Linked DNA regions of Homo sapiens: region 1 is linked to region 2. A link is an interaction called in ENCODE POLR2A ChIA-PET data of the cell type or tissue named here. Cell type or tissue: OCI-LY7. All regions are shown on one strand. Links, peaks and the distances in the headings refer to the core of each region. The heading gives the core; the rest is flanking DNA. Region 1 has its middle 140 kb from the start of LINC01950. Region 2 overlaps EFNA5 (ephrin A5).

Region 1 (5,394 bases), core at 171-5,170, 230 kb before region 2:
TTTCCTTAATTTAGAACAATGGCCTGGTTTAAACCACAAAACCTGGCTTTTTAAATAGATAAATAATAAACTAAATCATCAGTTTCAATGTGTGATTGGAAATGTTTTTCCAGAAACAGGAATCTTACATCCTCAACTTCATCACCAGGGTATGCATTCAAAAAACAAATGGTTAATGCCAAGACCTCCACTATAGCCATAGGAAAGGTTTTTCTTATAGACTTTGGAGTCACTCAGCAGGGGGCTTACCTCTGATTTTTCCATTACTAGCAATGTGGATTTAAGAAAGTTATATAACTCTCTGAATTTCAGTTTCCTTATATATAAAATGAGATTAATACTAATCATCTTACAAGGTTCTCATAAGGATCAAATGTGAAGTCAAAGTATTTGATGCTGATTATTAATATGTTGCTGGTTTTTACCCTAATTACTAATATTAAGTATTAATTAACCAATATTCTATAATATTTTAAATCACAGCAATCCCAAAAGAAATGGAAGGAAAACCATAATCTACCACCATAGGCAGATTGGGGAGCAGCAGGCAGGTTGCCATTCCTCCTCTAAAGCACTGGGATTAAATCTCCTTCATCTCCAGGCTCCCCATGTATTCCTGTCTTCATAAATAGGGTGATAACGGCTTAACCACTCAGCAACTCCTCAGATTCTAGCCTCAGCAACTCCTCAAATTCTACATATTGGGGTTAAAAACCAATATGTAGAGCCAATAACTGCACTGGAAATAATTCCTAGATAGTAAAAAACAGCAATATGCTTTACTGAAACAGAGCATTTAAAATAAAACAACAGTAATCTATTGTGCTAAATTTTTATCACAAGAACACACAGATTTTGCTAATTATTAAGGGAATTCTCTGGAGACAATTAGTCAGGGTATATTGTTTGTATGTAAGTAAGTGATCTAGAATGATAGATAGATCTTAACTTTCACAACCTTTACAGAGATTAAAAAATTTCTACCACTTCTCTGAACATGTTTAAATGTGAAAATTTCAATCAGACATTAAAGACTGCAACAACAACAAAAAATCCTGGATAGGTTTTTTTTTTTTTAATCTGATGAATGTTGTCCTCCTAACCACACAGATATTCTCACTCCCTCAATTCCTTCCTCTAAAAGATAAGCTTGCCTATGTTCTCACAAAACTGAATGATTTTTTAAACACAAATTATTGAAAATATGAAGAGAATCCTTTTCAACTGTCCAACTCATGTGTAAAGTAGGTAATCAAGAAGAATAATTTGAATCCTGGAAAGCTATTGAATTCTATTTATTAAGTACCCACACTTCAGCTAAGCAGTGAAAAATGGTTTATGAACTATAAAACATCCTCAATATATTCTCTTCAATATTTTTCCAGGGTGATATGATTTCAGTATTGCTCAAAGAAGTGTTATCCAAACATCTTTACATTGTGCTTTTGTAAGATATATATTTTTAATAAGTTGATTAGAGACACTAATGAAATAATACATTATGTATATTTTAAAGTAATATAAATACGTGTTTTTAAAGGATTAAATAAAATAAATACAAATAAAACTAACATTTTTCTGTACTTCCACAATCCATTTTCTGTTCTCCAGGCTTGATCCAGGTGCCTAGATCAAGGAAGAAGGACTAAATGAACATCTGATATCCTTTCTGGTCAGAGTGTTCTAGATCTGTCTTTCTGCCTTTAAGAGCATTTTCCACAATTGTTTTAAGATGTCATCTCCCTGTGATAGAATGCAGCAACACTAAACATCATGGCCAAAAAAAAAAAAAAAAAGCTTAATGTTCTATCCAGATTTTGCAAATCAAATGCAATATATAAGCCAGTACTGTTATATGCTGTCAAATATGCTAGGTTATTACCTGACAGCAAATATGAACATATCAAAATCATAAAAATTATTCTAACATAACATACTTCAATATAAAATATCTTAAATAAATAAATTATATGCAAACTGAAACATTCTTTTTCCTAAACCTAAAAGAATATAAGTTTTGTGAATTCCATTTATCACTGACCATTTCTATAGTACTTAAAGTGAATAATGTATTTTAAAATGGGTAGAAGATAATAAATTACATTGCACAAATTACAGCACAGAATTATTTATAGTCTCTAAACCACTATGTTAGCTTCAAGGTCAAGAGCTTTAGAACATAATCCAGGGTTCTATCATTTTATTTGGTTGGTTTGTTTGTGTCATTCGAGCCGGCTGCAGGCTCAATCAGAGGACGAGATGCTCATCAGGTTGCAGCGTAAAAGTTTATCTTCACAAGCAAAAGGAGTTTAACTAAAACCTCTCATTGTCTTTAAATGCAAGCTTAAGAAATACATCAACATCTTTGGATTGAAGCTATGTAAGATTTTGTAGATCTGTATTCCCCTCTATTCACAGATTTAGCATATACTATCATGAGACAGTGGTAGAATTTCTCTAACTTGGAATATTTCCTATTAATTTCCAAAATACCTTTAAAACAGTGTATGAACACTTCTAGTTAGTGGTTCAAAATCGTTCCAAATAACTCTTGGAATCACATTTAAGAGATTCCAACCCATTAAGATCAGAAGTCAGTGTTAATCAGACAGCGAGGAGAGGGCTTTGAGAGTAATTCTTTTCAGCCATTTGATAGAAAAAATGCTGACCAAAGAGAATAAAAAATGTTACATATAAAAGTAATTTCTGAAGAAAATAAAACTGAAAGGGAAAACAGCTCTGCACTATTATAGAAAGTCTTCCCTCTCAACCAGAAGTTTGGAGAAAGAGCTACAGTCTGCAAGTAGGTGCTCCAGGAAAATTATTTCTCTAACAGATTTGACACATCTTGCAATGGATTCGCACTGCCTTGGCAAACAAATGGATTAGCTTTGATGGTGTTGCCAATAGAGCCACAGTCTTTTGTTGCTGCACAAACACATTTTTCTCTTTCTTTATATGGCCTCCAGCAAACTACACATGTTACTTTTGTTTGGGTAATTTACTGTCTTGGAAAAGGAAGTATGAAACTACTTTTCAGAGAAAACCATTGAAACTTCTTGGCTAGCAGCATCAGAATCACTGGCTTCAAAAATATACCACAAAGGTTTCTCTGATCAAATGGAAATACTCAGAGGGGGAAAAAAAACTAACTTCTTAAGTCCAATCAGCAAAATTCCCCCAAAACCCTCTTTAACAAAGCTTGATTTTTTTTTTACAAGCCATCAGTTTCCAAATAGATTTTTTTGCCTTAAATATCTCTCCTCATGTTCCTTCCAACCACGTTCCCCATTATTTACCTGCAAGATTAATAAAGATCTCTGAAATTAGAATACTAACTCACTTCACACTCTTTTAAAATTGTTATCTCTTCTTGTTTAAAAAAATTAAAATTTAAAAATTTGTACTTTACTTTTTTGGCATTTATTGATACTGAATTCAACTATTGCTTTATTTAATATCATAGTTTGCTTGTTTGATAGCTTGTTTGCCTTTGGTGTTCACATTTTCTTCACATTTTAGATAACTTTTTTACTTAATAAAATCTGCTGCTTACATAATCTTGAAATAAAACAGTAAACTAGCAATTTACAGGGTATAGAAAATATTTTTCCACTGTTTCCAAGGAGTTGTGATGCTTTTTTATACAGTAATTGTAATTAAACTTTTAAATTTAGTATTCAGTTATTTTTAACAATATTTCTTTAAAAATAAAATAAGCTAGGTCAACCCAAAGGATTTCAAAAAGAAATTTTAACTGTTTGACTCTAGTAAATTAATTTCTTTTCAGATGCTCATCCCCAATCATTAGGGAAATACAAATCAAAACCACAATGAGATATCACTTCACACCTGTTAGGAGGATGACTAGAAAGAAAGAGAGGAAAGGAAAGAAGGAAATGAAAGGAAAGGAAAGGAGAGGAGAGGAGAGGAGAGGAGAGAGTGGAGCGGAGGGGAGGGGAGGGGAGGGGAGGGGAGGGGAGGGGAAAGGAGGGGAAAGGAAAGGAAGAAGGGAGGGAGGGAAAGAGAGAGAAAGAAAGAAAATAACCAGAGTTGGCTACATGTGGAGATTGGAACCCTTGTGTATTGCAGCCTGTGTGTGGCGGTTCCCCAAAAAAATTAAAGATAAAATTGCCATATTAATTAACATATAATCTAGCAATTCAATTTCTGAGTATATACACATAAGAATTGAAGGCAGGGACTTGAACAGATATTTGTGCATGAATGTTCATAATAACATTATTCACAATAACCAAAAGGTGGAAATAGCTCAATGTCTATCGACAAATGGATAGTTAAACAAAATGTGGTATAGACATACAAATATTATTATTCAGCCCTAAAAAGCATGAAATTCTGACACAGGCTCTAACATGGATGAAACTTGAAAACACTGTTCTAAGTGAAATAAGCCAGATACGAAACAACAAATATTGTATGATTCTGTTTATATGAAGTACCTATAGTAGTCAAATTCATGGAGAGAGAAAGTAGAATAGTGGTTACCAGGGCCTGGGGAGAGGGAAAAATGAAGACTGGTTTAATGAGTACAAAGTTTCAGTTTCAGAAGATAAAAATGTTCTGAGATGAATTGGTGGTGATAGTTGCACAACCACATGAATATACATGAGACCACTGAACTGTACATTTTAAAAAATGGTTAAAACGGTAAAGGTTATGTATATTTTACCAGAATAATTTTTTTTCAAAAAAAGATACATTTCTTAATACAGATTGAGTTAAATGATATCACATATTCACATTATTTTGAAATGAATTTGCCCATTTAACCCAGGAAGTTTATTAACCTCATAATCTAGGACATTAACAAAATTCCAATGTTCTATTCTGGGCTTAAAAGCATCAATGGATATTTGGGACCTAATAAATCTGAACGTTATCCAATGCCTATGCCAGAGAAACAATCTTTAAAGCCCTTAATGAGTTAGGAACTCCACAGACAGCTCAAGAAACCTGATACCAAAACTCCCTTTAGGATCTAGTAGACTTATCTCCATCAAGGATAGATAAATAATATGCTTATCTTCATGTCTGGAGAAAAACTGGGGAATATTGTTGTTGACACCTTGAGGGTCACTTACAGGGGTTCAGAGAAGAATTAAGGATTCTGTTATCCAGTGAAGTAGGCACCCCACCAAACTAAGCTATTTTAGAAACTTCTCTTGAGTGTGTACATAGCCTATATTTTCCAAAATGCATTTGTGTGACTGATGTGAACCACATAACTCAGACAGCCAAACATTATATATAGTTTATTTACTTCCCTTAACCATTCTCGATTCTCCTCTTTGTTTTTCTTTTATGCCCTTTGTTTATTTTTGGTTTTGTTTTGCTTTGGTTGGGGAAGAATTTAGGAAACCATATTAAGTG
Region 2 (5,343 bases), core at 344-5,343:
CAACAGTTTGCACGTTCTGGATTTTATACCATTTCCCTCATCTGTGTGTGGGTGTGTCCAGCCTTCCCACTCAATGAGGTTCTAGACATCTCACAATTAGGTGTAGATACAGTCTCAGTTTCAGGAGCAGCTACCTGACTATTCCATAAAGCAGAATCTGAAATTGTCATCTACTCCTCACTTCCCCTACTTCCTTAGGGGAAGAAATGCGTGATTTCTCTGGACCAGCACACCCATAATTTGCCTCAGTGACATTCAGATGGTGTTATGGGTTTTCACATTTTTACAGTAGCCTCTGTGGCTAATATGAAAATTTACACCATGCATTTCTCCACTCTCTTAAAGCCTACAATGCTTTTAACTCAAGTGTTCTATTTTCTAAGAAGTCCCTAACCCCATCTTGACTATTTTTAAAAGTAATTTCCTTTAACTCAATCTTACTAATCTATAACCCCAAACTTTTTCCCATTCACGTTTTAAAAAAGTATTTATCTCTCCTATTATTTATGTATAATATAAATGCTTGGATTTTATTTCTTCTCTATAAATCACTATTATGTCATGCTTACACGTAATGTCTGCCTTATGTTGTAAGCTTTGAAAGTACAGACTGTAAACATTAACTTTATTTTGCACAGCACTGAGCACAATGTCATGATCACTTAAATGCTGTTGATGATGATGGTGAAGATGACAATGATAACGTAATGCTGTTCTGGTTTGAAAATGTCATGTAAGGAGTCTAGTACATATTTTTTAATGTAAGTTGTTTCTCATCCTATAAAGCTGTCATTCTTCATTAACAAAAAAAGGTTACAGTAAGTTATAATTAGTGTTTAGTGCCCTGTCAAATAATTAAGTATAATAAAAAGCTTTCAATGAGCTTAATGTTAACATGGGGTAATTAAAGCCAAGTCTTGAAATGCATTAGGTGTCTATTATGTCAGATATTTGATGTTTTTTTCTTCTACAGATGAAATTGTCAAATTGTGCTTATAGCAATGTCATCATCAAAGACAAAAACACACTCACATCACATAGATGTAAAATGGGCTTTGACGTGCCCCAAAAGGGTAGAATTTAGAAAATGGAACAATCTCTCATACAGCCCTGTTATTTACAGATAAGGAAACTGAGTCCCAAAGATATCGTGTGACTTGCCTAAGGTCACACAGTAGTAAGTTAATTCTTCCTTGATTGTGAGAATTGAGGCTTTGGGCAGTACTGAAGAGATTATGATTATCATTACTGTTATTCTTTTCTTCTTCCAGTATATTTGCTGGGAAAATGCTTATTTGGTCTTTTTCTTGATGGGGTGAAAAAACTATGTCTAAAGTAAAAGAATACAATTTGTATTTGGCTCCTGTTGTATTTAACAGTCGTTTTAGGATGCAGGGCTTGTCATAGTGCCTATTTTAAGGCTCAAATACAGAGACTAGGCTGAAATCTCACTATTCTCTCATCAGAATAACTGGAATGCGCCCAGATACTTGGCCATTTCTAACTCTGCATTCTTTGAGCTTCCCAGGCCTTCTCTTGTGCATGTTGTATTATCTTTTCTGTCCACAAAGATTTTGAAAAATCAGCAGAGTACAAGTAGCCCCTGAAATAAAGGCATCATTCAAGGAACAAACAAGTAGAAGGAGGGATCCAATTAAAATGATGAAAATCTTTAATTTTTATTTAGTTATACTTGTACGGACACGTGTATATACAAATACAGATCGTATGGGTTTGTTTGTGTGTGGGTTTTTTTTTTTTACATTTTCTTTTACGTTTATATAATGTCAGCATTTCAAAACAGCACTCGATGAGTAAGTGCAAAGGAACTGCAAAGCAGGGCAGTACAAGCACAGGACCACACGGAGCTGGACTTCACACCCAGACGCACACACAATGAGTGGCTTCAATGGGGTGTCAAGAGTAAGCATGGAGAGCGGATTTTGACTCATGGGTAACCTCCGACATGCCAGCATCTATTAAACTGTACAGACAATGGGAGCAAGCCCATTGTAGGGAGATTTGTCTCACATCCTAGCAGCCCTGGGGCCAATGCATGGGAAAAACTCAGTGATGCCAAACCAGAGACAGACCTGCCCATTCACAGCTCTGAGGGGAAATAAAACGTGGGAGGAAGGCAAGAGACACACAAAAAATAAACATACTAAGTAAAAGGGGGGTGGTGTAGGCAAACGGGGGTGTTGGTGGAGGCGGTTTTCAAAAGAAAAGTCAGTGACCACAACTCTGAGAGCAATGAATGGAAAGGAGGAGTTGAAAACTGTTTTTCTAATTATTTGAAAATAATACAAATGGCTGCTGCCGTTGCTAAGGCACCGGAGAAAAACAGAGTCCCTGAAAATCCACAGGTACTGTGTGACTCTTCCTTTCACAACGACACAGAGAGGGAAACAGCCCCATTTAAGCTTCCTACACTGATTGGTTTGCAACCATTTCCATGAGTGAGCTGCACATGATATTGATAAAGACTCTTCCTGGGAAAAAATAAAACAGTCCATGAAAACAATCACAAACAGAAAACCAAACCAAACCAAAGTACAGAACTGTTTCTAAATTCCCTATCCTTTTCAAACCAACATGCTGGTGGAGAAGGGAGGGTGGGCCACAGGGCTCCAACATCAGACCTTGAAAACACCGAGGACAAAATATCGATCAAAAAAGTCATGTTGTTCCAGGTCCCAAGATGATGGAGTCATAAGATTGGGTGGGCAATGACCACACATGAGTCCTGTATGGAGCAGTGTCTCAGCCACTTGTGACTCTTTTTTTCAGCCATGGTACACATTGGATGTTTCAAAGCCTCAATGCATGTTTTGTATCCTGAAAGTCTATTGTTCTCACTTACAAAAGACATAAGAATCAAATTAATACTTTATTATCAAACACTATGTACAACAGAGGTTGCTAATAATACAGAATTTAAAGAACGCAGTTTTTTTTTTTTTTTTAATGTTTTACTTTTCTTTCCTCTGCCACCCAAGAAAGTACAGTACAAAACAATAGTCTAAACTAACACGAACTGTTACCTGGTCTATTAAAGGATACACGGTATCCACTAAACAGACAGATCCTTATTTCCCTGCTTGATGTTGCAAAGCCCTTGGCAACCAGGGGCAAAGGTCACTGGGGTTTGACTAACTGGGGCTGAGTGGCAGCTATGACTGTCCTTCAGATTTTTGAGTTGTTTTTGAAATTAAAAGCTTCTAAAAGTTGCATCAACATCCTCCTAAGCCCCCAGAGGATTGTAACACCACCACAAAAGGCCACCAACACTTTTTAAACAAAGTGAAAACTGTCTGACACCAATCATCTTGAAAACTCCATGGCAAGTGCATTAGCTATGATTTCATCACTTACAGGTAGAGAAGCTTACTGTCTACTGGTGTGGACACTCTTGCTATTTTCTTTATACTTAATTTGCAGTGGCAGAATGGTGAAGTAAAGGGGTCTAATTTCACTGTGAAAAAATGAAAGACAATGGCAGAGAGGGCCATGAGTAATTATTTCACCATTTGTTAGAGACAAATGCTAGGAAAACCACAGAAGTCACCATTTCTAAAATGCATTTAGCACTGCTAACATAGTTATGACTAACTGGAATCATGACAGGATCATTTGATTTCCTTGTGGTTATAGAACATGCTGTATTATTTTGGTTCTATTGATCCATTTTAGAAGGTATCTTTCTCCCCCTACCCAAATCCCACTGGACCAACAAGCCTGTAACTATTAATTAAAAAAAAAAAAGTATTTCTGCATATGACTGAGAGTACTGCATATATAAATAGCTAAAGGAAAAAGGAATTGAATGCCGTGAACTTTTGTTTTGGTGAAATGGTGGCTGCCTTCTGTGATAAGACTCTGCCACTCCAGAGGAGTTCCTTATGTCAGAGGGGAATAGGATTGATTGTATCTGTGAGGCTGGCAACCCCACACACATGGTTCCATGTGAGAACAGACTCGGCAGTGACATCCACTCCAAATGGATCAGGTAAGCCCAGATTACATTTCAACATGTGTACAACTCTCCAGGGCACAATACGTTTACAGCTGCCTTTCCTTCACATACTTTTCTAATTCAGAACTACTCACAATTCTAAGCAAATTCCCATTCACGAAGTCTGTCCATAATGCGACCTTCTCTTTTTTTAACATATACATCTTAAAAAACAAATATATAAAAAATTCTTATTTTGCTGGAATGCTTTCAATTTTTCACATTTTACATGATCATCACATTTATTTCTTATATTGAAAGGCATGGTTTCTGTTGACATGTCGTGCAAAGCCAAAAAAAAAAAAAAAAAAAGGGCTGGATTGCTTTTCAATTGGTCTAACACTTTTCCTTGTCTAGGCTTTGGATTTTAAAGTTCATGACAGCCCCACCACCAGTAGAAACCCCAAGGCTTGCATTTCCTGGTAATCGACTGGAAACGTCCCCTGTTGGCCATGCTAAGATTCCTTCAACAGGGTCATCCTGCATTTATTCTCCTTCTGCCCCACCCCCACAATGAAACAAGATAGCCCCCATATTTCTAAATGTATCAAGGGATACCACTTTTTCTCACAAGTTTAAATAGGACAAGCATATATACTCACTCTCAGCATAAAGTATATCTAAATAATGTATTTTCTATTCTAGTGGATTTTTAAAAAAATATTTTGTTAAAGTCTTTGGGACTCCATCTTGTTTATCTCCCACAGATAAACACATGTTCCCCCTACGCTTTAGGCTGTGTCAGAAAGGGAAAGAATATAAAATCAACACTTGAATTTTTTTACTCCAAACTTTGGAATTTTATTTCCAAATTTCCCTTTAGCCCTCCCAAGTAGTGCTGACTGACTCTCCTGGTGACAGGGGTTTGTGTCCGAGCCCCTGCGGTCAAGGAGTGTGGAGCAAAACGTGGGTACTAGGGTGGGAGGCGGGGAAAGGCCACAGCACACTGGCGCTCCAGCAAAGCCAAATCATGTCTCCTCTGGCCACTGCGGTCCTCTCCTTGGTACATGTCATCCCCCAGAGGAGTATCCAAAGCTATTCCACTATGCACTCATCAACCCTGGCTTGTCAGCCTTGGGGAAGGTCACTTTATTCATAAAAATGCCTCTTTGAGTTTCTTAAAAAAAAAAAAAAAAAAAAAAAAAAAAAAAAAAAAAGTTGTAGCACCATGGTGATCTGTATTCAAAGAAAAAATATCTGGTGTGCACTGCCCAGTCACCAAAAAAATTAGAGGCACTCACACATACACACCCCCAGCAAACCTGTAGTTTTCTCTGTTTTCACACCTGCTCTGTATTAGCATTCCACACCCAACCTGCCTCCTAGAA

What was found. ChIA-PET counts read pairs that join two places held together with the same protein. Peaks named below come from ENCODE experiments on the same cell type or tissue, not always from the same donor. Only the 100,000 strongest peaks of a DNase experiment are listed, where the experiment ranks them.
Region 1: POLR2A ChIA-PET joins it to region 2 with 10 read pairs; 2 of 35 experiments call an interaction of 5 or more read pairs at or near these places.

What each region holds. Positions count from the first base shown.
Region 1 is chr5:107,144,879-107,150,272 of GRCh38, forward strand. No RefSeq gene overlaps it. Among named protein-coding and RNA genes, the nearest start is that of LINC01950, 140 kb to the left of the region's middle. In OCI-LY7, for the core only: no CTCF peak of the experiment used is centred there; no DNase peak of the experiment used is centred there.
Region 2 is chr5:107,375,240-107,380,582 of GRCh38, forward strand. It overlaps EFNA5 (ephrin A5), which reads right to left. Exons shown (of 5, transcript NM_001962.3): 5 at 1,655-5,343. Among named protein-coding and RNA genes, the nearest start is that of EFNA5, 290 kb to the right of the region's middle. In OCI-LY7, for the core only: no CTCF peak of the experiment used is centred there; a DNase peak (open chromatin) is centred at 3,252; H3K4me3 peaks cover 511 bases; H3K27ac peaks cover 1,090 bases.